Linked DNA regions of Homo sapiens: region 1 is linked to region 2. The links are chromatin loops, found by intact Hi-C in ENCODE. Cell type or tissue: endothelial cell of umbilical vein. All regions are shown on one strand. Links, peaks and the distances in the headings refer to the core of each region. The heading gives the core; the rest is flanking DNA. Region 1 has its middle 13 kb from the start of C5orf58. Region 2 has its middle 45 kb from the start of FOXI1.

The links. Peaks named below come from ENCODE experiments on the same cell type or tissue, not always from the same donor. Only the 100,000 strongest peaks of a DNase experiment are listed, where the experiment ranks them.
Region 1: it touches region 2 in a loop (5-fold over the local background); 3 of 110 quality-filtered maps call a loop at or near these places.

The regions. Positions count from the first base shown.
Region 1 is chr5:170,213,686-170,226,049 of GRCh38, forward strand. No RefSeq gene overlaps it. Among named protein-coding and RNA genes, the nearest start is that of C5orf58, 13 kb to the right of the region's middle. RefSeq lists a silencer at 2,560-2,854 and an enhancer at 5,689-6,888. In endothelial cell of umbilical vein, for the core only: a CTCF peak has its summit at 2,775; DNase peaks (open chromatin) are centred at 2,756 and 6,196; H3K27ac peaks cover 1,700 bases.
Region 2 is chr5:170,144,489-170,156,852 of GRCh38, forward strand. No RefSeq gene overlaps it. Among named protein-coding and RNA genes, the nearest start is that of FOXI1, 45 kb to the left of the region's middle. RefSeq lists an enhancer at 10,039-10,569. In endothelial cell of umbilical vein, for the core only: no CTCF peak of the experiment used is centred there; a DNase peak (open chromatin) is centred at 6,833; H3K27ac peaks cover 1,731 bases.

The sequences.
Region 1 (12,364 bases), core at 1,738-9,737, 69 kb after region 2:
CCCAGAGTGTGATGTTCCCCTTCCTGTGTCCATGCGTTCTCATTGTTCAATTCCCACCTATGAGTGAGAACATGCGGTGTTTGGTTTTTTGTCCTTGCGATAGTTTACTGAGAATGATGATTTCCAATTTCATCCATGTCCCTACAAAGGACATGAACTCATCATATTTTATGGCTGCATAGTATTCCATGGTGTATATGTGCCACATTTTTTTAATCCAGTCTATCGTTGTTGGACATTTGGATTGGTTCCAAGTCTTTGCTATTGTGAACAGTGCCGCAACAAACATACATGTGCATGTGTCTTTATAGCAGCATGATTTATAGTCCTTTGGGTATGTGTCCAGTAATGGGATGGCTGTGTCAAATGGTATTTCTAGTTCTAGATCTCTGAGGAATCGCCACACTGACTTCCACAATGGTTGAACTAGTTTACAGTCCCGCCAACAGTGTAAAAGTATTCCTATTTCTCCATATCCTCTCCAGCACCTGTTGTTTCCTGACTTTTTAAGGATTGCCATTCTAACTGCTATGAGATGGTATGTCATTGTGGTTTTGATTTGCATTTCTCTGATGGCCAGTGATGGTGAGCATTTTTTCATGTGTTTTTTGGCTGCATAAATGTCTTCTTTTGAGAAGTGTCTGTTCATATCCTTTGCCCACTTTTGGATGGGGTTGTTTTTTTCTTGTAAATTTGTTTGAGTTCATTGTAGATTCTGGATATTAGCCCTTTGTCAGATGAGTAGGTTGTGAAAATGTTCTCCCATTTTGTAGGTTGCCTGTTCACTCTGATGGTAGTGTCTTTTGCTGTGCAGAAGCTCTTTAGTTTAATTAGATCCCATTTGTCAATTCTGACTTTTGTTGCCATTGCTTTTGGTGTTTTAGACATGAAGTCCTTGCTCATGCCTGTGTCCTGAATGGTGATGCCTAGGTTTTCTTCTAGGGTTTTTATGGTTTTAGGTCTAACATTTAAGTCTTTAATCCATCTTGAATTAATTTTTGTTTAAGGTGTAAGGAAGGTATCCAGTTTCAGCTTTCTACATATGGCTAGCCAGTTTTCCCAGCACCATTTATTAAATAGGGAATCCTTTCCCCATTGCTTGTTTTTCTCAGGTTTGTCAAAGATCAGATAGTTGTAGATATGCGGCGTTATTTCTGAGGGCTCTGTTCTGTTCCATTGATCTATATCTCTGTTTTGGTACCAGTACCATGCTGTTTTGGTTACTGTAGCCTTATAGTATAGTTTGAAGTCAGGTAGCGTGATGCCTCCAGCTTTGTTCTTTTGGCTTAGGATTGACTTGGTGATGTGGGCTCTTTTTTGGTTCCATATGAACTTTAAAGTAGTTTTTTCCAATTCTGTGAAGAAAGTCATTGGTAGCTTGATGGGGATGGCATTGAATCTATAAATTACCTTGGGCAGTATGGCCATTTTCACGATATTGATTCTTCCTACCCATGAGCATGGAATGTTCTTCCATTTCTTTGTATCCTCTTTTATTTCATTGAGCAGTGGTTTGCAGTTCTCCTTGAAGAGGTCCTTCACATCCCTTGTAAGTTGGATTCCTAGGTATTTTATTCTCTTTGAAGCAATTGTGAATGGGAGTTCACTCATGATTTGGCTCTCTGTTTGTCTGTTATTGGTGTATAAGAATGCTTGTGATTTTTGTACATTGATTTTGTATCCTGAGACTTTGCTGAAGTTGCTTATCAGCTTAAGGAGATTTTGGGCTGAGACAATGGGGCTTTCTAGATATACAATCATGTCGTCTGCAAACAGGGACAATTTGACTTCCTCTTTCCCTAATTGAATACCCTTTATTTCCTTCTCCTGCCTAATTGCCCTGGCCAGAACTTCCAACACTATGTTGAATAGGAGTGGTGAGAGAGGGCATCCCTGTCTTGTGCCAGTTTTCAAAGGGAATGCTTCCAGTTTTTGCCCATTCACACAATAATAATGGGAGACTTTAACACCCCGCTGTCAACATTAGACAGATCAACGAGACAGAAAGTTAACAAGGATACCCAGGAATTGAACTCAGCTCTGCACCAAGCGGACCTAATAGACATCTACAGAACTCTCCACCCCAAATCCACAGAATATACATTTTTTTCAGTACCACACCACACCTATTCCAAAATTGACCACATAGTTGGAAGTAAAGCTCTCCTCAGCAAATGTAAAAGAACAGAAATTATAACAAACTGTCTCTCAGACCACAGTGCAATCAAACTAGAACTCAGGATTAAGAAACTCACTCAAAACCGCTCAACTACATGGAAACTGAACAACCTGCTCCTGAATGACTACTGTGCATTTTTTAATGCACCTGTGGGCAGAGGAATTAGAAAAAGACAGCCCGAAGCAGCCTCAGCACTCCTCCTCCTCTCCTTCCTCCCTCCCCCTCAGTACAGCTTGGTGAGAGAAGCCGAATTCAAATGCAGTCAAAGGGTCCCTTGAGATATTAGGGTTCTATTTCTTTGCTTCTCTCCTTTCATCCATAAATATGGACGACTTCCCTTTATGCTGGTAATGCAAGAGAGCGCAAGTGACTAGCCCACAGTCCAAAAACCAGCCAAAGACAAAAAGAATATTCAGGGTTCCAAACTGTGGAGTGTCAGTCAATAGATTTCTGTTCAGTACTTACACAGTTCCTGCCACAAGAAACTTATTGCCCTTTTAGCTTCCAAGTGAACTGAGCTCTCAAATGCTGCATCAGAGCTGCTGGGAGCTGCTGCAAGTTGGCTGCCTCTTTATTAAGGAAACAGCATCCCCTGCTGTCACTCCTGACTACATACAGATTTGCTTTATATATTATCTGAGCTGTGTCAAGATTGGATTGACACCCCTTCACTATACCTCTGGAAAGAAGTCCACCCTGGCCACTGTTCATTGTTTTGTTTGTTCAATTTATTTGAAATGAAATTGGTGTTTAGAATTTGGGGATACCATCTGATACATTATCATTATTACTGATAATAACAATTAGCAATTAGCAAACCAGGTATTGTGCCAAGCACTTATATGCATTATTTTATTCAAATCTCTCAACAATAAAAATTATCATATCCATTTTATGGATTAAGAAACTGGAAACATTGATCCCTTGGCACAATTACTTTTATTGAATAAGGTAATATTTACTCACACAACACACTTGTACTGAGCACCTGCTGCATATCAGGCTCTAGAGGCACAAGGATGAATGAGGCATTGCCTTTGTCTTTGTAAAGTCATAACAGAGAAAGGAGGGAGAACAAGAGGAGAAAAAAACTAATGTTGATTAGACATCTAGTCTGTGGCACTATGCCTGGTGTTTATAATTGGGCAATTTCATCTCATTCTCCAACAATCCTGGGAGGTACGTTTTTATATATCCATCTTACAGGTGAGAAAAACTAAGGCTCAGAGGGTTCAAATGACTTGCCTAAGGTGACACAGCTGGTTGGTAGAGCAACTGGAATTTAAACTCAGCTCTCCTTGATAGCAAAGCCACACTTTTTGAGAAGATATATTGGAAGAAATTATTGAAAAAAAAAGGTTTATTGAGGCCCCAGAGGGGTCAAGAAGATGAAATAAGCAACTCGATATAGAGGCAGTCAGGTAATTCACTAAAACAGTTGCTGATTTTGGGTTTTGTCATTTATTCATTTCCTCAGTCATCAAAGGAGCCTAAAACATGTTTGTTGAGCATGTACTATGAGTTAGATATGGAAACCAGGGAGATGGTAATGCCCAAGATAGTATAATGACACCTGTCTTCATGAAGCCTATAATCAGGAGGATAAGGGGGTCCAGCATTCGACAGTGGGACTCCCAGCAACCTCTCAGATTGGGCCCAAGTGCTGAGAACAAAGGTATAGCAGGGTGCTACAGGAGTGCAAGCAGTGCCTTAAGTCAGATGAGGGTGTGTTTGGAGGACCTGGCCGAGCAAGTTGCATTTGAGCTGCCCTAGAAGGCTGGGGAGCACCAAGGAGCACTTTCTCTCTAAACAGAGAAAGGATGGAAGAGCTGCCCAGTAGAAGAGGTAGCAGGCATGAATGTTCAAGTCAGGGAGCCGTTGGGAGCGGGGACGTTGTGCAAAGGAGACATGGGGAGGAAAGTGAAGCTGGGCAGTAGTTGGGGGCAATCAAGCAAAGCTAAGAATATGGAACTTTAACCTTGGAGCAGCATTTCATAAACGAGCTGTGGGGAGCACAAACTCTGCTTTTCAAAAATGGATGCATAATATTTGTACATATTGACATGGGATATGTGATATTTTGTTACATGCATAGAATGTGCAGTGATCAAACCAGAGTGTCTAGGATATCTGTCACCACAAGCATTTATCATTTCTATGTGTTGGGAACAATCCAAGTCCTCTCTTCCAGCTACTTTCAAGCGTGCAATACATTGCTGTTAACTATAGTCACCCTACTCTACTGTCAAATGTTATAGCTTATTCCTTCTATCTAACTGTATGTTTCTACCCAGTAACCAACCCCCGACTTACACCCAAATCCTTCCCGGGATAGTTCTCTGATAACCGTTTTTCTATTCTGTACCGCCCTGAGATCAGCTTTTTAAGCTCTTACATATGAGTGAGAACATGCGATATTTGTCTTTTTGTGCCTGGCTTATTTCACTTAACGTAATAACCTCCACTTCCATCCATTTTGTTGCAATGATTTCATTCTTTTTTATGGCAAAATAGTATTCCATTGGAAAAATATACTATATTTTCTGTATCCAATTGTCTGTTGATGGACACTTATGTTGATTTCATGTCTTTGCTACTGTGAATAAGTATTGCGATAAACAGGGGGGTGCAGTATCCCTTTGATATACTGATTTTTGTATAACAATAATATACAAAATTTTTATTTTGTTTCTCTGTCCCCAAACATACCAACAGTTTTGTAAAATAAATAAAATGTGAATTAGTATAAAAATAAACAGAACACGAAATAATAGCACAAATTTATGATTACTAGATTCCACTGTCATAAAATCACTCTGTCAAATTGCTGTTACTGTACTTCTTTCATTGTGGAGAGGGTTTGCAAACTGGCACCTGCCAAGGACCACACTTTGAGGAGCAAGTATTTGAGAACCTCAGTGAGACACCGACTGTATCTGTGTCTGGAAGAATAAGAATAAGTGGCATTCAGCCAGGAGACAAGGGGAAAAGAGCAGGCAAGGAAAGCATTGAAGGCAAAAGCAGAGCCACATGAAGCAAGCTGGTGTATTTGGGGACTGGCAGATGGCTGGCTGGGTAGGCTGGAGAGGTGTGAGAGAGAGGCTGGCAAGCAGGCAGTGTCTTGGAGGGCTTTTTCAGCTATGATGAAGAGCTGAGCAGTAAGAACTGTACCAAGCAGGCCCTAAATGTCAAAAGTACCTGCCAGGATCATTGCTCTCTTGTGAGTGTTATGAAAGCAGCCAGGGGCTGTTCTACCTGCAAAAACTGCTCTGTTTTGCCCATCTGATTGCCAACCTCAGCACACCTATTCCAAAAAAGAAAAAAGAGAGAGAAGAAAGAGAAAGAGAGAGAAAGGAAGGGAAGAGAAGAAAGTGGGAGGAGATGGGAGGGGAGGGCACACCAAATAAACAGAGCCCAGAGCTCCTCCTGAATAGCCTTTGACACATTATTTGGATGAACCCATGGGTGGGTTTTTGTTTCTTTTTATCAGGCAAATGGAAGTTTCACTCAGTTCCTCAAAAAGTGCCCAGGCAGGTAGAGAGCATCCATCTGCGATGGGTTCCCCTTCCTGGAAGCCACAGCACCATCCAGCCCCACAGTAGGTGGATGCAAATTCTTGGCTGAAATGAATGTGAGCTCAGCAAGATGATCACCGTGGTCCTGACCATCATCATTGTTGCAGTGGAAATTATCCAGGAAAAATCCAGAAAAAGAAATAGCATCCAGGGCCTAAGGGTGTGGAGTTGAAATATAACCTTTACTCTCACCCTGAAAAGAGCTTTGGAAGGGACTGTTCAGTTGAGGCAGCCACCAACTGAGCCACCAACTCAGTTGCAATGAGTCATTTTACAGGCTTTGCAGTAAATTGTCACAGCTGGGCTGTGAATGTGGTCATCCGGACTTTAGATAATCAACCAGTGAGCTTCTAGATCCTCTTGAAGCTCACATTCTGGAGGACAGAAAGGCAATAAAAAGCAAATATATAATAAATGAAACACTTCCTGATTGTGGTAAGTATCAGGAAGAAAATAAATGGGGTGATGAATCAGGGAATACTGGAGGAGTGACTCAGTCACTGTCCCAGCAGAAAAGAGAGGGCACGCTCAAATTGGGTAATTTATTAAAGAGACAATTTACCATGGTGTGGGCAAGACTGGATAAAGGAGAAAGTTATGAGGAAGCCCCTCCCCCCACCCCAAGGCTAAAAACAGTAGGGCACCATTGCTCTCTCTAGGCCTGAAAGGGGCACAGGGAGAAAGCAGTGCCCAGAAGATGTAACAAGAGGACATTGGAGGGCTGTTCGACAGGAGCCACAGCCATCAGCAGGGATGGAGTAGGAGTAACAAATGGGACCAAACATTAGAGATGTCATTCTTCCCCCGGGGTACCCACCAGATGCTGCACTTCCAGTGTGGATTTCTCTGCATACACAGCTTGACAAAGCCAGGTTAGGGAGACGAGATGGCCCAGCTCACAGTAGAAGTGGTTGAAGATTCCACTATCATCTCACATTAAACAGACACTCTTCAAGTGCAGTTGCTTTTGCAGACACCCCTGGGACTCAGATGAATGCAAAGGGGCCATTTGCATACCAGAACAGCTTAGCACAGATGAATTCTCTTCCATCTTCCTTGTCAGGCTGCAGGGAGGTATGCTCTAGACCTTGAGAAATGACCTTGGGCAAGCCATTTAATATTTTCAGGCCTCAGTTTCCTCATCTGTAAAAAGAGAGCATTAGGCTTAGTGATTTCTAGGTACAAAATTATGCTGTGTAGAGGAAGAAGCACTTTGAAGCAGGGGGAGGTGAGTTCAAATCCTCTATACCTCAGCTGGCTGGCCAACCCTGGGAGCACCACATCTCTGGGTCTTAGCTCCCCTACCTACCAATGTAAGTGATAACGTCTATCCAGACCAATCACAGCATTTAGACAATGCATGTTAAATCCCTTGTATTTTGTGCAACGAGTCAGAGCTCCACACATGTCTATCCATTTGCTGCAAGGCAATGTAACATAAAGGTCAAGAGAACAGGCTCTGAGTGAAGTACACAGCATGGGTTTGAAACCAACTGCCTCTACCACTTTCTAGTCAGGGACCTTGGGCAAGTCACTTAATACCTCTAAGCCCCCACTGTTTCATCTGTAAAACCAAGGAGAAATGCTGGCTGAATCCACAAGGTTGTTGCCAGAATCAAATTAAATAATACATATTGAGCACTTAGAACATCTTCCTTCAGTTACGATATTCTGCAGCTGTAATATAACATTACAAAGAGCTTTCCAGAATGTTCTCTGATTTTTTTAGTTCTTTTAATGCAACAAAGTTACCTGGGATTGGTTAAATATGGTGTTGCCAGAATTTTCACTATAATGGCATTGCACCCAGAAGCACCTAGCCTAACCTTGCTTTGCCCTGGGTGGCCAGCATCCAAGACGGCAGACTGTGAGAGCGGCTGAGGAAGAGCACCAGAAGGAAAGATCTGCGCAATCAAAGGCATACTGACCCCAACTCTCTGCATCCCAATATATTGCCCTAACTGCTTTTTTAGCCCCCTAGTGTGACTTGGTGTGAAGCACAAGCAATTCAAGTGATTAAGAAGGGAGTTACTAATTTAAATGAATAGCTTTGGCAAAATGAGCTCCTCGAAGAGCTCTGAGGGAGATAATGGGGCCTTGTGTTTGGAGGCTAGAGTCAGGATGGTTGTTTATGGCGCTCTAGGGCCAAGTATTGCTATAGCAACAAACGACTTAGCAACTGTATTGAACAGACTGTTTCTTTGAAAGAGTTTACATAATAGGGATTACTCGAGTTCTTTCTGGGAAGGATAACATTAGTACTTTTTTCTCCCCTTTTCTTAAACCTAAGAACATTTGGACGCAAAATCCTTTTTCAAAAGCTGTACAACAAAAGGGGGGAAATGACTGAAGGTTTTGAAATAAAATGTTAGCAGTTACATTCCTTGAGTGGAGAGATTACCAGTAATGTTTTTGTTTTTCTTTTTGAGTGCTTTTCTGAGACTTCCATGATGGTTTTGGTTTTGTAACTAGGATTAATTTCCATTAAAAGAAACAAATTGACCAGCCTGGGCAACATGGGAAGACCTCATCTCTATAAAAATTTTAAAACTAAAAAAATTAGCTGGGCTTGGTGGTGCGCACCTGTGGTCCCAGTTACTCGGGAGGCTGAGGTGGGAGGATCACTTGAACCCAGGAGGCTGAGACTTCAGTGGGCCATGATGACTCCACTGCACTCCAGTCTGGGTGTGAGTGAGACCCCATCGCAAAAATATATAATAATAATAATAATAATAATAATAATAAATTGACTATGATAAAATATAAGCCTGGAAATGTTAAGAGGGTGCTTGTGACCCAACAAGGATGGGGCCTGGCCTTGGTGGAGGAATGGCCCTTGGGGGACTTGCAATACTGTGGCGGGCTCCTGGCATTTGCTGGCTTTGTGCTGGCTTTGACTATGGGAAAGCACCCCAAAGGTTAATGAGTGGCCTGGCCAGTTGGCACCTGGCTGACGTGAGAATTTGAATCCTGCTGCCCTTGGGATGGGGGAAGGGAGGGAGCCCCACCACTGCCCACTCTCCCATTTCACCCCCACTTGACCCTGCAGCACCTATGGAGCCACTAGGGAAATCAACATCCTGTTAGTTTGTGACAAGTGGGCCTAGGATAATGGAAAAGAACAGGCAGCAGTTAATACATGACATGAGGGTTTGCCCAGAGAGCTCATGGCTTTGGAAGAAAATAAGAGTTGAGAGACAGCCAGGATATCTATCTTTACATTGTGAATTTAGTAATTCATGAAGATCTTAAGACGCATTTCTCTAAAATGCTTTTTCCAGTGATCATTATAATTGTTTTGTGGTTGGGAATTGAGGGAGCAAGGGAATTTCAGGGGGAAAATAATCTAAGCAAAACTTTCAGCATGTATTTCTTGAGTTCCTTCCGAATACAATGTATTGATTTGAAGGAATTAATTCACAGTTGTGCAATCATAATATGACAAACTATGTTCATAAACAACATAGTACATATAATGGTTAAAAGCCACAGGTTTGGGATCAGACTTGCATCTGAAGCCAGTACTGCAATAGCCAGCTGTGTGATCTTCAGCCACTTGCTCGAGCTTATAGAAATAGGCAGTGCAGCTGGGATTTGAACCCATGCGTATATTATCCCAGAGGCCTGGATCCCTAAGTCAAACAGTTTTGGAATGGAAAGATTTGTGGCTTTCTGGGGTGTCCACAGTCTCCTCTCCTCCATCTATGTGATCTGTCTTGCACCAACTGCAGTTCTAGCCGGAGAGTGTTCTGCCTGCTGTCTCGTGCACCTGAGAACCTAGGCTTAGGGACACTTTTTGTGTTTAGGCTCTCCCATCTGTCTCCATTTCTAATTTTGTCAGAGCCATGAATTAAGCTGGAAACAGATCCAATTTATTAGTTCCATTCCTGCTCCATGATTGTGCCCAGAGGCTCGTAGACACACACTGTAAATCACAAAGAATAATAATAATAATAATAATAATAAAGAGCTCTCTGTTGAAAGCTGCCTTAGGGGACATCTGTCAGCTTGTTGAGGACCCCCAGAGAGCCAACTTCCTCTTTCCTCCTTCCAGAATAAACCACAAGAAGAGGAGTCAGTAAGTGAGGGAAACTTTAAGGTCAAGTGGAGACAAATTCCCAGCCCCATCCACTTTCTTGGCTAGCCATAAGCATTCTTATCCTTCTTTTCTACAAAAACAGGAAATTTATATATTAATGTGCCAAGCCCTTTGCACAGATCAAATGCAATCCTCCCAACAGCCCTATTAACTAAATACAGCTACTCAAATTATCCTCATTTTATGCATGAGGACACTGAAGAGTTACAGAGGATAAGTAACTCGAGGATGCACACCTCATTAATTGAGGAGCTAGGATTTAGATCCAGAGCCTCATGATTCTAAAGCCTGTTTTTTGTTTGTTTGTTTGTTTGTTTTGTTTTGGCCACACTAGGTTTCTAGAAACTTCCAGTTCCTTCTTAAAAGTCCTTTTTGGGCATTCCGGCCTAAATCCCAAAACTGTGGTCTGGGTACAAGAGAGAATTAGGCCAGTGAGAAAAATTTAAACCACCCTGCCCTCTAAATGTCTGTCTTCTTTCGGAGACTGGTGAAAGTTTCTCAATCACTCAGCAAGTAATCTCATTGTGAGCCAGGCACGGAACTAAGCACTTGCAGAACAGAGGCAAACTAGACACAACTGCAGGCCTCAACAAGCTCGGTCTAGTGGGAGAGGCAGATTGGAAAACAAACATGGCAAACCATTCGAGGTAGTCTCAAGAATGGAGGGGATAGATAACAAGATGTAGGGAGAGGAGTTTCTAAGCAAATGTCCTATGCAACCCTAGAAACAATATGGAGGAATAGAAGGCTGTGAGAGGAAAATAAGATCTCAGGGCCCCAAATTCACTGTGCCAAAGGGAAAGGGCTCATCCTGGAATCTGAGTCATGAACAAAACAAAAACAAAAACAAAAAACAAAAGCAAAAACAAAAAACAAAAAGACCTGCCTTTGCTTTTGTTTCTAAACTGATAGCTACAGATAGAAGGTTGCATGTCTCCACAGAAGGCCTTCCTCACCCTGACAATGTAAATCAACAGCTTATCTTCATGGGTATGGGACAAGAGGAGACTAGAAATTGTCCCCACTCCCCATCCCAAGACAAATGTGCATTTGATTGACTGCTTCCTCTACTCCATGTTTACTTTATCTTATGTAAAGTGCAGATTTACTGAGCATGAGACAAACATATAATTGACTATTTCCTCTACCCCCTCCTTTTCACTACAACGTGTGGAATGTGACCATATCCTCCCTTTATTTTCTCTTTCCCCTTTCTCATCCTACCCATTTTCCCCTTTAAATATCAAAGCCCTCAAAATTCTCTTTGGAAGAAATAGGGCCACAGATCCGACTGTGGCTTGTGTCTCTTTTTCCCCATTGTGTTCTCAACCTTGGCAAAATAAACCTCTGAACTGATTGAGATCTGTCTCAGATACTTTTTGGTTTATAAGGCATAAGGCCCAGCCATTTCCCAGCTGAGTAATCTGGAGTCCAACCCTGAGTCTTTCTGAGTCTCAATTTCCTCAGGCATACAATGGGAATATGAATTGTTTCCAAGGCTCTCACAATTAAATGAGATCATATAGGCCATGCTTAGCATCCCATTCTTCCATCACCAGGTGTCACCTATCACGGAGTCTGTGCTGATTCTACTTCTAAACATTTCTGTAATGTCATTTCCATCTCTTCTGCCAACATGTTAAACAAGGCCCCATCATCTTCCCCATGGATGACTGCAATACACTCCCAACTGGACTTCTCATATCTATTCTTTCCTCCTGTCCAATCTGTTCTCCATTGTGAAGCCAGGATCACCTTTTTAAACTCCAATTATGAGCATACCACCCACTACCTCCCATTCGTCACCTGCTTAACACCCTTCAGTGGCTTCCTACAGGCATCAGGAGAGAGAATGTAACCCTCTGCATAGCATGGTTGGCCCCTGCTCCCTCTCCAGCCTCATCTCACCCTGGGTTCCCCCTCACTCCCTGCATCCCCGCCTTGCTGACATTCTTTCAAGCTCTCCCATCTGCCAGGATGCCTCCTGACATGAGGGCCTGAAATATGCTGTTCCCTCTGCCTATCATGCTCGTTTCTCCTTCTCATCTCAGCCCAAATGTTCCCTTTCCAGGGAAGCCCTCCCTGAAAGCTGCCCCAGCCGTGTCACCGTCCCCACTGGGACATCCTTCCTTCCTTGATAGCTTCTAATTGAATCCTCACTTAATATGCATTTGTGTGATGTGTGGATTCCAGTCTGTCTCCTTCACCAGACCATGAGCTCCATGGCTCACCCCTACATGCCTCAAACTTAGCATGGTGTCTGATACACAACAGATGCTCAAGAAAGGTTTGTTGTATGAATATTAAATGCATGGCACTTGGGAAGTTTATAAAATTGTGACTTCCTTTTCCCTTGTCTAGGGCTTCTTATATATGAAAGTTAAAAAAAAGTGTGTTTTTGTTTGGTGGTTGTTTTAATGAAACATTATTTGTCAAAGTCTCCAACAGTGCAGATCCCTAAGATTTCCCTTTCTGCAAAAGATGGCCAGCAGAGGGCCCCATAGGAGCAAT
Region 2 (12,364 bases), core at 2,084-10,083:
TCCTCGTGGACAGAGTTGGTGCCAGGCTTGGCAGAGCTCCTTGGCTTGGCTTCCTTGGCTCCTGTAGGTGGAAGGCCCCTGAGCAATTGTGGTTCCTTCTGGGTATCTCAGCCAACCCGGAACTTCAGCCACAGCACCAGCACCCACAGGTAGCAATTGTGAAAAAGTAAGGCCCTGTGATGTCACACTCTAACATTAGTGCTGAGCAATTACCCACACAAGATTCAGGCTGGGACTGGAGCAAACCTGCACTGCAGCACTGTGTGCCAAGGAGCGTGGTGGCTGGTGACCACCAGAAGACCCCCATCCCACTGGGAGGCGCAGCTCCCACCATGGCCTAGGGGCTGCAGGCTTCCACAGAGAACGCTGGATGTGGCGCCCGAGCTCATCTGCAGGTGGAGGGTGTTTGGGCAGCATCCTGTTAGAGCCCACAGGGTTGGCTATGAAAGTTCCTGCAGCATGAAACATGGTCTTCCAAGACAAGTCTTTCCCGTTGGGATCTCCTGGGCACAAGGATGCTTGCCCATGGTATTCACAGAAGAGTGGCAGTATAATGCAGTGTTAGGTGCCCAGGCTTGAGAGAAGACCAGGCTCAAAGTGTAGCTTTTTCTTTTAACTAGGTAACCTTCCATCTGTCCTTTACATTTGTGCATCTCACCGTGCTGATCTGTAAAAGAGGGATAATGACAACCCAGCAGTGATGCCTCCGTGAGTTCCTTCTCTTTCCCTCTTGCAAACCAGGTATTGCCATTAAGATAACACAACATTAAATCAGCCTGAGATGAGTTTTGAAAGAGCAATTCTGCTGGTTCTTATTGCAGATATTCAAAGGTGTGAGTCATGACTCAATAAGGTGAGTATCTCTTGAAAGATAGTGAGCACTCACCATAGTCCAGGCAATGTGCTTGGCACATTACAGAATCTCAGCTAATTCTCGTAATGACCCTATGAATACTATTATTAATCCCATTTTACAGATTAAAAAAGCAGAGATCAGAGAGGATGTGATTTTGCCCCATGGTGGCAGAGGCTGCCAGCTGTCCCTCAATAGATGATCTTCCCTATTCCTTAGGACTAGACTCTCTGATTCTTATCTGGACACATGGCTAACCAGAATAATGACCTTTCCTAAGCTCTCTTGCATCCATGTGTGGTCATGTGATTAAGATTGGCCAATGGGGTTTGGGTTGAGATGATGTATACGGTTCCAGGAAGTATCCTTAAAAGGAGCTAGGAGGCGAAGATTTCCCCTTTCTTGTTCCTTACTTCTTTCTGCCTGCTAGAATGTGAGCATAAGGGCTGGAGTTTCAGCAGCTATCGTGCTCTGTGAAGGGCAAGATCTTTGGAAAGATCTATGCAAGGCAGAGCCCGGGTTCCTGGCACTAAGGACTGCCACATCAGTCATAGACTGCTGCCCGTCAGACATTTATTTCTATCTTACTTAGTCACTATTATTTGGTGCCTCTTTTAATTTGCACATTACCTTAATCCCAACTGATACTCCAAAATCAGGTGGCAAATAAGGGACAAGGTTGGTATTTAAACCCTGCCTCTCTCATCCCAAAGGATGCTTAAATGTCCCTCTCTCTAATGTGCACATGTATTTGGATGAGCTGGGGATTCAGCTTTGAGGGTTTTAGCAACAGTCCATCACTTGACACTTCATGTGACTTGTATGCAGAAGCCATGTGAGGATCCAGCTTCTCTCCCACCTCTGGATCTCTGGTGACCGCAGCTCAGCCCTGGGCCCCGCTACTGGCCCAAGGAAGACCCACACATCTTGGATCACGCACCTCAGGTCAGGGAGGCTTTCAAGGACTTGTGGGAGGTGATGGTGAGGAGTGACCAGCCTGTTAGTCTTAATATAGTCCTAAGAAAAGTTGCTCAGAGGGCTTCTTTCAAAAATAGAAGGATTTGATTGAGTCCTGGCTTCTGGGGTGTATAGATAGTCTCATTCTTATTATATCACTTGGATTGATTTGCAGATTAATACCAGTTTTGGAAAAACTGCCAGCCTGTAGTACTAGACACAGGAGACAGAGATATCATATACCAATGTCCACAGCCTGTGCTTCTGCCTTTCCGGTGGATTCTGTTCTGTTATGGGTGGCAGTGGGAGGCCAGGACTGGACAGGGAAGGCCTACAGCTCACCCTGGCAACTTTCTTTCCTAACAAGATCTCGCTGTGGCCAGGAAGTGTGCATTCACTTGTCGAATCTTCTCCACAACTCTGGGAGTTCCCACTATTATTACCCCCACTTAAGAGAATAGGAAAATTGAGCGTCAGAGAGGTTCACTACCTTGCAAGTATGCAACAGAGCCAAGATTTGAGCAGAAGTGTGTCTAAATGCTGTGGCCAGTAAGGGTTTTTTGTACACCTGGGTGAGGTGGGGGTGGGCTGGGCATCTGGGGTGTTGAGTGCTTTCAGGGAGGAGACACTGCGACTGGGGATGGACTGGGGAGAGGGGATGGTAACAGCACATGTGAGATGGTAATCCACTCATTCAGTTATTCCTGAGCACCTGCTATGTCCAGGCACCATGGATCTCAAAATAAAACACAGTACCTTTCCTCAAATAGGGCAGCAGGAACAGACACAAGTGCTATGGGACTCTTTGTACACACTGCGATGCTCACAGGAGACCCATCCACTGCAGTTTTCAGAGACCCCCTGGTGCCTCTAGGGCCTAATCCTATGCCACGTCTGTGATGTCTCCAATTCACTGTACATACTGCATGGAGGATCTTTTTGACGCACTGCTTTCTGGATAATATCTGAACTCCCTTAGCACCCACGAGGGACAGGTCTGTGGGTGCCTCTTCTGCGTCACTGGTCACCCTTCCCACCCGGCTCCCCTCTGTGTCCCCTTTTCCTCTAGGTTCCAGCCAGGTAGGGCCCTGGGGAGGCAGTTGAACAAGCATCCTTACTTTCTACCACTGTGCCCTCAGACACACGGTGCCCTCCCTGGAATGCCCTTCCCATGTCCAGCTGACCTGGCAGTGGGAAGTGACCACCTAATGAAGTCTTCTCTGATCTCCTGCCCGTAACACCAATGCCCCTATGGCACACACCTGGCAGAGAAGCAAATCCCAATGCCCCCACGTATCCGGCTGACTTGGCCAATGCCCGTCTCTCTAGGTGCTTCTCACCATTGCCCATGTCCACCAGTTACACAAGTCTTCTCCAGCGTCAGCTCTCTGCCTTCTCAGCAACTGCACACTTTCTGTTCTCTCTGCCTGGGATGTTTTTTCCTGGGGATACCACACTTTGATTTTTCAGGTTCCAGCTTCCTGCACAAGAGAGACTATCCCTGACCACCCTATTTAAAATGCAGGCTCCTTTTCTTTCTTCTTGATCTCTGCACACTGCTTGGTTTTCTCATTATACCAGCACAATTGCAATAATTTTGTGGAGGTCTTTGTGTACTTCATCCTTCTGCCTCCCGGCACTTTCCACTGCATTGAGGGAGGAGACCTTGCCAATGATGCTCCTAATTGTATTTCTGGCCTTTGAAAAATAGTGCTTAATAAATATTCAATGAAGAGATGGTGACTGTGTGGGTGTAGACATATGAAAGAACTCTGTTAATATGTGTGGATTACACTCTATGTAAATGACATTTTAATAAAAAGTAGATACCAAATGTATTGGCTATTTGAAAGAACAGCTGGAGCATGAATTTTCCCATGAGTCTCATTCTTCGTATTTTTGTCGCTGGTGTTTAACAGAGTCTGATCCAACATCTCCTCCATTCTAAGATGCTCGTGTTCCCATGATGTAAAGTGGGAGAAATCAGAGCACATTACGCTAATGTGCTCTTCCTTTATATTTCCTCTCTGAAAGTCATCATTAAACCAATGGTGTATCTTCAAATAGGTGACATATCTTAGAGGACTGAACTTAAAAAACAGTGTTTATGGAAATCACTCACTTAAATGTTGAACTAACTGGACCTGAAAAGGGATCAACTCTTAAGGGAGCTCGAAAAGGAGGTTTGGGGGGTTCCCACCCTACTTCCATCGCCTGTTTAAGGGGAACAGCCCTTTGAAAGAGCTACAGAGAGCACACTAGTGAAGGCCTTGGGATTGGATCACCCGTGGCTGGACCCTGGTTTGCCACTTGGCAGCTGTGTGACCTTGAGCAGAGTGCTCAGCCTCTCTGAACCTTAGTTCCTCATGAAAGAGGGAGCATCATCCATACCTTGCAGAGCCCTGGTAAGGATTAAGTGAGATAAAGCTGGGGAAGTCCTTAGCCTCGCGGCAGGTGTGTAGCAAGCCCTTAATGGAGAGAGGTTATTATTAGGAGAATTTTGCTCCAGCCCAGCCCCTGCCCTGGGACCTTGGCGCTCACAATCAGCCCACTGTAAGTGCCACATAATGGTGTGTGTGTGTGTGAGAAGGGACCAGGGTACAGGGGAGGAGGAGGAGGTACTGCCCTGGGGCCTTGCACCCTCGAATTATCTTCCTCCCAGCCCAGTCAAGCTGTTTCCTTCCCTCTGCTAACCTTCAGTCCTCTGAAAACCCAGCTGTAAGCCCCAGGCGTGCTGGGAACAAAAGGGCACAGTCAATAATCATTTCAGCTGATGTCAGAACCTCTTGTCCCTCCAACGTCCCTGCGCTTCAGAAGCCAGGAGAGGATTTCATCCTCAAAATTGGAGCCTGCCCATCTCGTAGTCTCAGCTCTCACGAGTGCCCAACTGCTGCCCTCTCTGAGTATCCTGAACTGCCTGGAATCCTGAGCCAGCCAATGCTGTTTTCACCTCTGAGCCTTTGCTCTTGCCATCCTCACCCGCTGACGCTCCCTGCATATTCCACTTCCAGCCCTGGGCCCTGAAATGGGATCTCCTTCTTGCCTCTATTTTACAGGTGAGCCAACTGAATACCAGAGAAGTTTGACAACCTGCCCTAGGTGACGCGGTAGCATCTCACTTCCAAGGGCATTAGGTGATCCCCCACATCATTCGCCAAAATAGTAGTCAAGATGTCTGCAGATCTCCCGGACACCAGGCTTCATGTTCACTCTCTCGTTAAGTGTCACGATGCTATGAAGTCGGTACTGTTCTCTCCACTTTATAGATGAGGACGCTGATGTGTTCAGTCACTCGCCTGTTGGCACACATTGGCTAGCAGAGGTGGTCCTGCATCTCTAGTCCCTCGGGACTCAAGCCGGTGCCCTAAACCACCTCATTCTACTGATTTCTGGGGATTGGCATCCTGAAATTGGGACACGCTGTTTTGTAGTAAAACAAAAGATTCAGGGCCTCAGGAGGAGCCCCAAAGAAGGTGGGCTTCCCTGACCAGGCCAGGCAAGTAGCACTTCTTCTTCCTCAATTCCTCCAAGATCCTTGTTTTTCACAGGATATAGTAAGGTTTTAGCCCTGGGGGCCCAAATACCTTGGTCACTTTGCAGTAGAAGTGCAGTTTTGTTTAGTTTTGTTTTATATATATATATATATATATATATATATATATATATATATATACACACACACACACATATATACATATATACACACATATATACATATATATACACATATATACATATATATGCACATATATATGACATATATATACATATATACATATATATGCACATATATATGACATATATATACATATATACATATATATGCACATATATATGACATATATACATATATACATATATATGCACATATATATGACATATATATTTATGTATAATGTAAAATATAACATATATTTATGTAATGTATAAAGTATAATAAATATACATATATTTATTATACTTTAAGCTTGGAACCAACCCAAATGTCCAACAATGATAGACTGGATTAAGAAAATGTGACACATATACACCATGGAATACTATGCAGCCATAAAAAAGGATGAGTTCATGTCCTTTGTAGGGACATGGATGAAGCTGGAAACCATCATTCTCAGCAAACTATCGCAAGGACAAAAAGCCAAACACCGCATGTTCTCACTCATAGGTGGGAATTGAACAATGAGAACACTTGGACACAGGAAGGGGAACGTCACACACTGAGGTCTGTTGTTTTGTTTTTTTATGAGATGGCATCTTGCTCTATCGCCCAGGCTGGAGTGCAATGGCATGATCTTGGCTCACTGCAACCTCCTCCTCCTGGGTTCAAGCGATTCTCCTGCCTCAGCCTCCCGAGTAGCTGGGATTACAGGCACCTGCCACCACGCCTGGCTAATTTTTGTATTTTTAGTAGAGACAGGGTTTCACCGTGCTGGTCAGGCTGGTCTCGAACTCCTGACTTCAGGTGATCCACCCGCCTCAGTGGCTCAAACCTGTAATCCCAGAAGTGCAATTCTTAAGAGCACCAACTCCAAAGACAGCTGCCCAGGTTCAGATCTCAGCAACTCTACTTTCCAGAGTAGAGTCTTTGTGCAAGTGACTTAACCTCTCTGTGCCTCAACTCCTTTGTCTGTAAAATGGGGATAATAATAGTATCATTGTTGGGATATTAAATGAAAGAGTAAACAATCAAAAAATGTTAGGTTGGAGGCTGGGTTATGTTTTGTTTTTCCTGATACGGAGCCAGACATTCATAAGGATTCTTGCTTTCTTCAGGAGGCGGGTGCTGCAGCCAGGCAGCTGGAAACAGGGATGTGGAAACAGTCCCAGGGCCGAGTGGGGACAGCCAATTTCATCAAGTGCCCCTGCCCAGCAGGGGAATTGCTGCTTGAGATTTGGAGGCTACCTGCTGAGGCCTGCCTGCCAGTCCAGTGAGTGGGCCCCTCTGGGCCAGGCGCCTATTTTCATTATCAAGGCCACATTCCTGGGATTCCTTGGTGACTAGGCGCTTATTACAAGAGAATCAAAGTGCCAAAGGAAACTACTCATTTGAGGCCGAGACCTGGATTTTTCATTTTTATAATTGGCCCTTGGGTCTGCATGTCCTGGGGATACTGGTGGAAGGGAGCTGTTGGACAAAGTATCTCTATGGGGCCCCAGTCACCCCTGGGGGAGGGCGGGACTGGCCCCCTGCCAGATCTGCTGCGCCCATGCAGAAGGCCCTCCAGAGGTCATGTTGTCCAGCCCCTGCCACTGGGCCTGACTCATCAGCACCTAGGCCAGAAGGACAGGTGCTTATCTGAGAGCTGACAAATCTTTGTAGAAGGAGCCAAAGACTTGGAAATCCCCTCTGCGTCCTCCCAACCAGCTATCTATCCAGCCCAGCAGTTCTCAACTGAGAGTGAATTTCCCTCCAGGGGACATTTGGCAATGTCTAGAGAAATTTTTGGTTGTCACAACTGGGTGTTTAGAAAAGGGAAGGTGCTACTTGCATCTAGTGGGTAGAAGCCAAGGATGCTGTTGCTAGGGACTGAATGCTTGTGTCCCCCCAAAATTCCTGTGTTGAAAACCTAACAACCCCTCATGTGATGGTATTAGGAGGTGGGGCCTTTGGAAGGTGATTAAGTCATGAGAAGGAGCCCTCATAACTGGGACTAGTACCCTTGTAAGAAGGGGCCAGAGTGTTCTCTTTCTCTCTCCACCACGTATGGATACAAAGAGAAGTCAGCAGTTTGCAACCCCGAAGAGGGCCCTCGTGGGAACCTGACCATGCTGGCACCCTGATCTCAGACCTCTAGCCTCCAGAACTGGGAGAAATACATTTCTGTTGTTTAGAAGCCACCAGCTATATGGTTTTTGTATTGCAGCCGAATATGTTTTTGTATTGCAGCCGAATGGACTAAGACAGATGCTAAACATCTTACAAGGCACAGGGCAGCTCCTCATAATGAAGAATGATCTGGCTGCAACTGTCAGTAGTGCTGAGGCTGAGAAGCCGGGGGCTGGCCTCGATCCCCTGCCCTGCATCGAGTGCCCATGCTTTCCCAGCTAGAGTTCATGGAAATGTAAGATGGGAGGATGGGCTGCTCAGGTGCATCCTTTAGGAAGACAAGAAGTGTGGCCCAGCGCAGGTGGGAATAAAGGCCAAAAGACACACCTTTTTACCAGATGGACAGCAACGGGGACATAACAGGGGATTTGGAATCCTGCAGACCTGGGTCTACACCTGGGCTCCATTCCTCAGCTGTGGAGCCCTGGGCGGGTCACTTCATCGGTCTGAGCCTGATTTGTGAAATAGGAGGATCATCCCCCTTGCAGTGAGGGATGTACATCTACCTCATGGGGTAGGTATAAGAATTAGCAGGGATGATACCTGCAGTACCTCTAGCGTATGCCTGACACGCAGAAGGTTCTCCACACGTGAGTCTCCTCCTTCCTCCCCCTACAAGAACCTGCCTGTCTGTACCTTCCTTCTTCCTGGCCTCCTAAGACCCATTCTCTGCCCCAGCCAGATGAAGCCTTGCTGCCCCATTCTCTCCTTTGTGCCCTTGGCCTCCCTCCTCTCTTCCTCTCCAGATCCTCCCAGCACCACGGCCTCTCTCCCTCTAGAGCATCCATGCAGCCCCCACCCCCTGGCCATTCTCCTAACCCAGCACAGATGCCCACCTGGCCCACATGCTGGCTCCCATGGGTTGCTCCTGGCTTTAGGAGGCATGAGGGTGTATTGGGGAGTATGTGGTGTGTGTAGTATGTGGTGGGTTTGAGTGGTATGTACACACAAGTTTGCACGCATACTGGGCATGCTTGTGTGTGAACATGTGTTTATGTGTCTTGTGTGGATGCGTGTGGCCTGGGACTGCTTCCTTTTCCTTTTGTTTTCTCCCAGTCACTGCAGGACACTTTGCAATATGCTGGGTTCATTAGCTGAGAAGGGCCCTTGGGGAAAACTGGAGAGACGAATGTCTCCAGATTTTCCAAACAGTCTCATCATTCCCTCCCTCTGTGAAGGATGCCAGGAAGAAACCCATTATCATAGACTTTCCCCAGCCCATCCATCCTCCTTTTCTGAGCACTGACTCTGGCCAAGCCCTGTCTTAGACACCAGGACAGACAGAGGAACCACACACGACCCCTGCTGAGGGTCATGGTGGAGTGGGGCGCTCTCCAGTCAGCCAGGCCACACCCGGAGAGTGGGACCTGCTTTTCAAAGTTGAAATACTCCTTAATGATTGGTATACAGCGCCTACTCAGGGCCCTGAGGGCACCCTGATTCCCCAAATCCAGCAGCGACACTGCTCCAGGGCTGTGCCTGGCCTCCGTCCACTGGCTCTGATTGTTTGGTGCTTTTACCATACCTGTTGTTAAATACTTTTAATAAGACTCGTTGGAGACAGATGCACGATCATTCTGGAATTCACTAAGAGCTCCAACCGGAGGTGTCAAGAAGATGGAGCCACTAACTCTGCCTGCAGGTTGTCAAAAAAAATCTTCAGGAAGAAAAAGATTCTCCTCTGTGGTCAAGAAATCTGAGAGAGGGTCTGCACGGATATAAGAGGGACAGGTTAACCACTCACAGGGAATAAGAAGCGCAAAGGCAGGGAGGAGCGGGGCAGAATCTTTGGCAGAAGGTGACATGTTCCCAAGAGTGTGGGATATGGGGATAACTGGAAAGGCAGTCAGAAAACTAAGCTGGAAAAGGCCTTGAATGCCAAATTCAGGCGCAGCAGCTACCTCAGCCTTCCCCAGGACTGCGGAGGACCGTGTCAGTGCCATGCTGTAACCCAGGTCTAGGATTGGCTATATAGTTCATGGGGCCCAGTGCGAACTAAAAATCTGGAGTTCCTTTTAAAAAAAGATTATTAGGAATTTCAAGACAGCAACAGCAGAGCATTAAACTGGGGACAGAGTTCTTGTAAACATAGGTCCCCATGTGACTGTACAAATTGTGTGCCCATGAAGCAGGTGCCACCAGGACCACTGGTCTGAACAGATGTTCTGTCTGGGATTTAGAAGAAGGTAGCCTGAGACCACCAGGCCTGGGTGAGGAAGCAGGAAATGCCTCTGCAGAATTCCCTGTGGCCTTCCTGGAGATCACCTGCTTCCCTTGGTAAGGTATCCAGTTACCACTCCAAAGGTGCTGTTTTCAGAGCGTTCATTCATCAGCTGGATTAGTGCAGCACTTTTTGCTAATGCCTTGCCCGCCCAGCTGACCCTGCCACTGCTTCTGGCAAGTGCAGACTCTGACCAATGGCCTGTGGCTTGGGAACCTGCCTGGAGCCTGCCCAGGCTCCATCTCATACAGGGCCCAGCTGGTGAGTGAAGGGGGCTTTAGTGGCCACCTCGCCAGGAGTCAACAAGCCCAGTGCTTCTGGGAAAGTCACTGTGTCTCGTTGCTAATTCCCCTTTCCCAGAGAGGAGATAAGCCGCCAGATGGAGGTAGAAATGAACAGAGGCCTAACTGTCCTTTTGATGCAAATTGAGGCCTAAATCAAAGGCTCCTCTTCTTGGGGTTAATAGAATGATTTGGTTAAAAGTTTAGAAGCATTTCACCACAACCTCTGTCCTCAGCAACCTGCCCTCAGTATTTGCATATGTTTTGAATGAAAATTGTCAGGACCATGCAAACTAGACAGCTAAATGTGTCTTATCAGATGGCCGTGGGGGGATCTTAGGGGGAACAGGAGAGAAACACAGGTCAGACTGAGGCTCTTGTGTGGCTCTGGACCTCAGTGATAGCATCTGCACTGGCCCAGGCTGATAAGCAGCTTTCTCCATTTCACCTGCACTTCTGTGACTAACAAGCCACCTGCAGAAACTCGGAGACTTGGTGGGACCTGGAGAAAGATAAAGGACTCTTTATGTCCCTCCAGATCCCAGGGAGTTCAAGCATGAGGAGAAGGATGAGGGTGCTGCTGCCCCTAAAAAGGGTTCCCCTCAGTGGATCCATTACTCCATTAATCATTAAGCACTCCATTCAGTCATTTCTTCCTTCAATAGTTCAACTGTCTTTACAAATAATACCTATCTTTAGGGAAAAAAAAATCTGAAAGTAAATACAATCTTTATTTTCTTGTTTATCACATCATATGCATCACAAAACATCTTTGCAGGAAAAATAATTACAATAGAGATTTGCCAAGTGAAAAAAAATCACTCTGAAGCTCCCCTAATTCCATTGCCCAGAGGGTTACCACCATTAACTTTTGGGGCTGTAAGATCTTCCAGACTCACTCCGTGCATTCATACACATGGAACTCTGTTTTACTGTCAAGCACATTGCTTTCTAACTGGTTTCTTTCTTTCTTTTTTTTTTTTTTTTGAGATGGAATCTCACTCCGTTACTAGGTCAGAGTGCAGTGGTGAGATCTCGGCTCACTGCAACTTCTGCCTCCCTGGTTCAAGCAATTCTCCTGCCTCAGCCTCCTGAGTAGCTGGGATTAACAGGCATGCACCACCGCACCTGGCTAATTTTTGTATTTTTAGTAGAGATGGTGTTTCACCATGTTGGCCAGAATGGTCATGATCTCTTGACCTTGGGTTCTACCCACCTCAGCCTCCCAAAGTGCTGAGATTACAGGTGTGAGCCGCTGCACCCGGGCAACTGGTTTCCTTTTACTGCCACTTTCACTAACCGTGGTATTTCTCCATGGGCAGCATTCTTGGCATTTGGGTGTGTAGGACTGTCCCTCACATAGTGACCTCTTACTCATGAATTGCCAGTGTCACATTCAGATTCTTATGGCAACCAGAAGCTCCCCTGCTCCCAGCATTTCTGGACTCAGCCTGGGCTGGGGAGGTTAGCTCAGACCAAATATCTCCTTTCTGCCAGTTGCTCTGCTAGGCCCAGGTCATGCTGAGCAGAGCAAGATGTAGCTGAAAACCAAATAAGTCACGTGTTCCAGCTTGCTGGGGTTTTGTGAAGAAAGCAGCCACCCCTCCAGTCATATAGTTTGCAGGTTGGGATTTGCATTTTGATTTCCAAAGACCCTTGAACAACTTAGCACTGCCCACCGCCCTTCAGAGCTTATTTCCACTTCCTGCCTGCCTATAGGTTCCAAGCTCATTATAACTAGCCTAAATTGCTTTTCGAATGGGAAAACACAGTAAACTTATTTTATACAAAATTTATTTATGAGATATTAACATGCCCAGTACTTGGGCAAGCACTGTGTGAGAGGTAATAGATATGGAAGAAAAATATTCAAATCTGCTTACAAAACAAGGACAATCCATTTTCATTTCAAACTGCTTAATATATTCAAGGGTTAGAGAATAAGGACAAGAAAGCCTATATATGTTTTAGAGGATGATTCTTGTGTCATGGAATTGTTCACGGCAGGCTTCCCGAGATGGTTGATAATGTGATTCAGAGAAGCTTCCACCTACCCCAGGACTGTGAGGTGTGCACATCACCTGTAATAGAAATGATAGTGATGCCATAAATGACACCATCACACTTATCATTAACTTAGTTTCTCTTGTATGTGCGGGCTTCTACACATCCTGATGGCAACGATAATGGCGATGACTTGATGTAATGAGCTTAAGTGAGACATC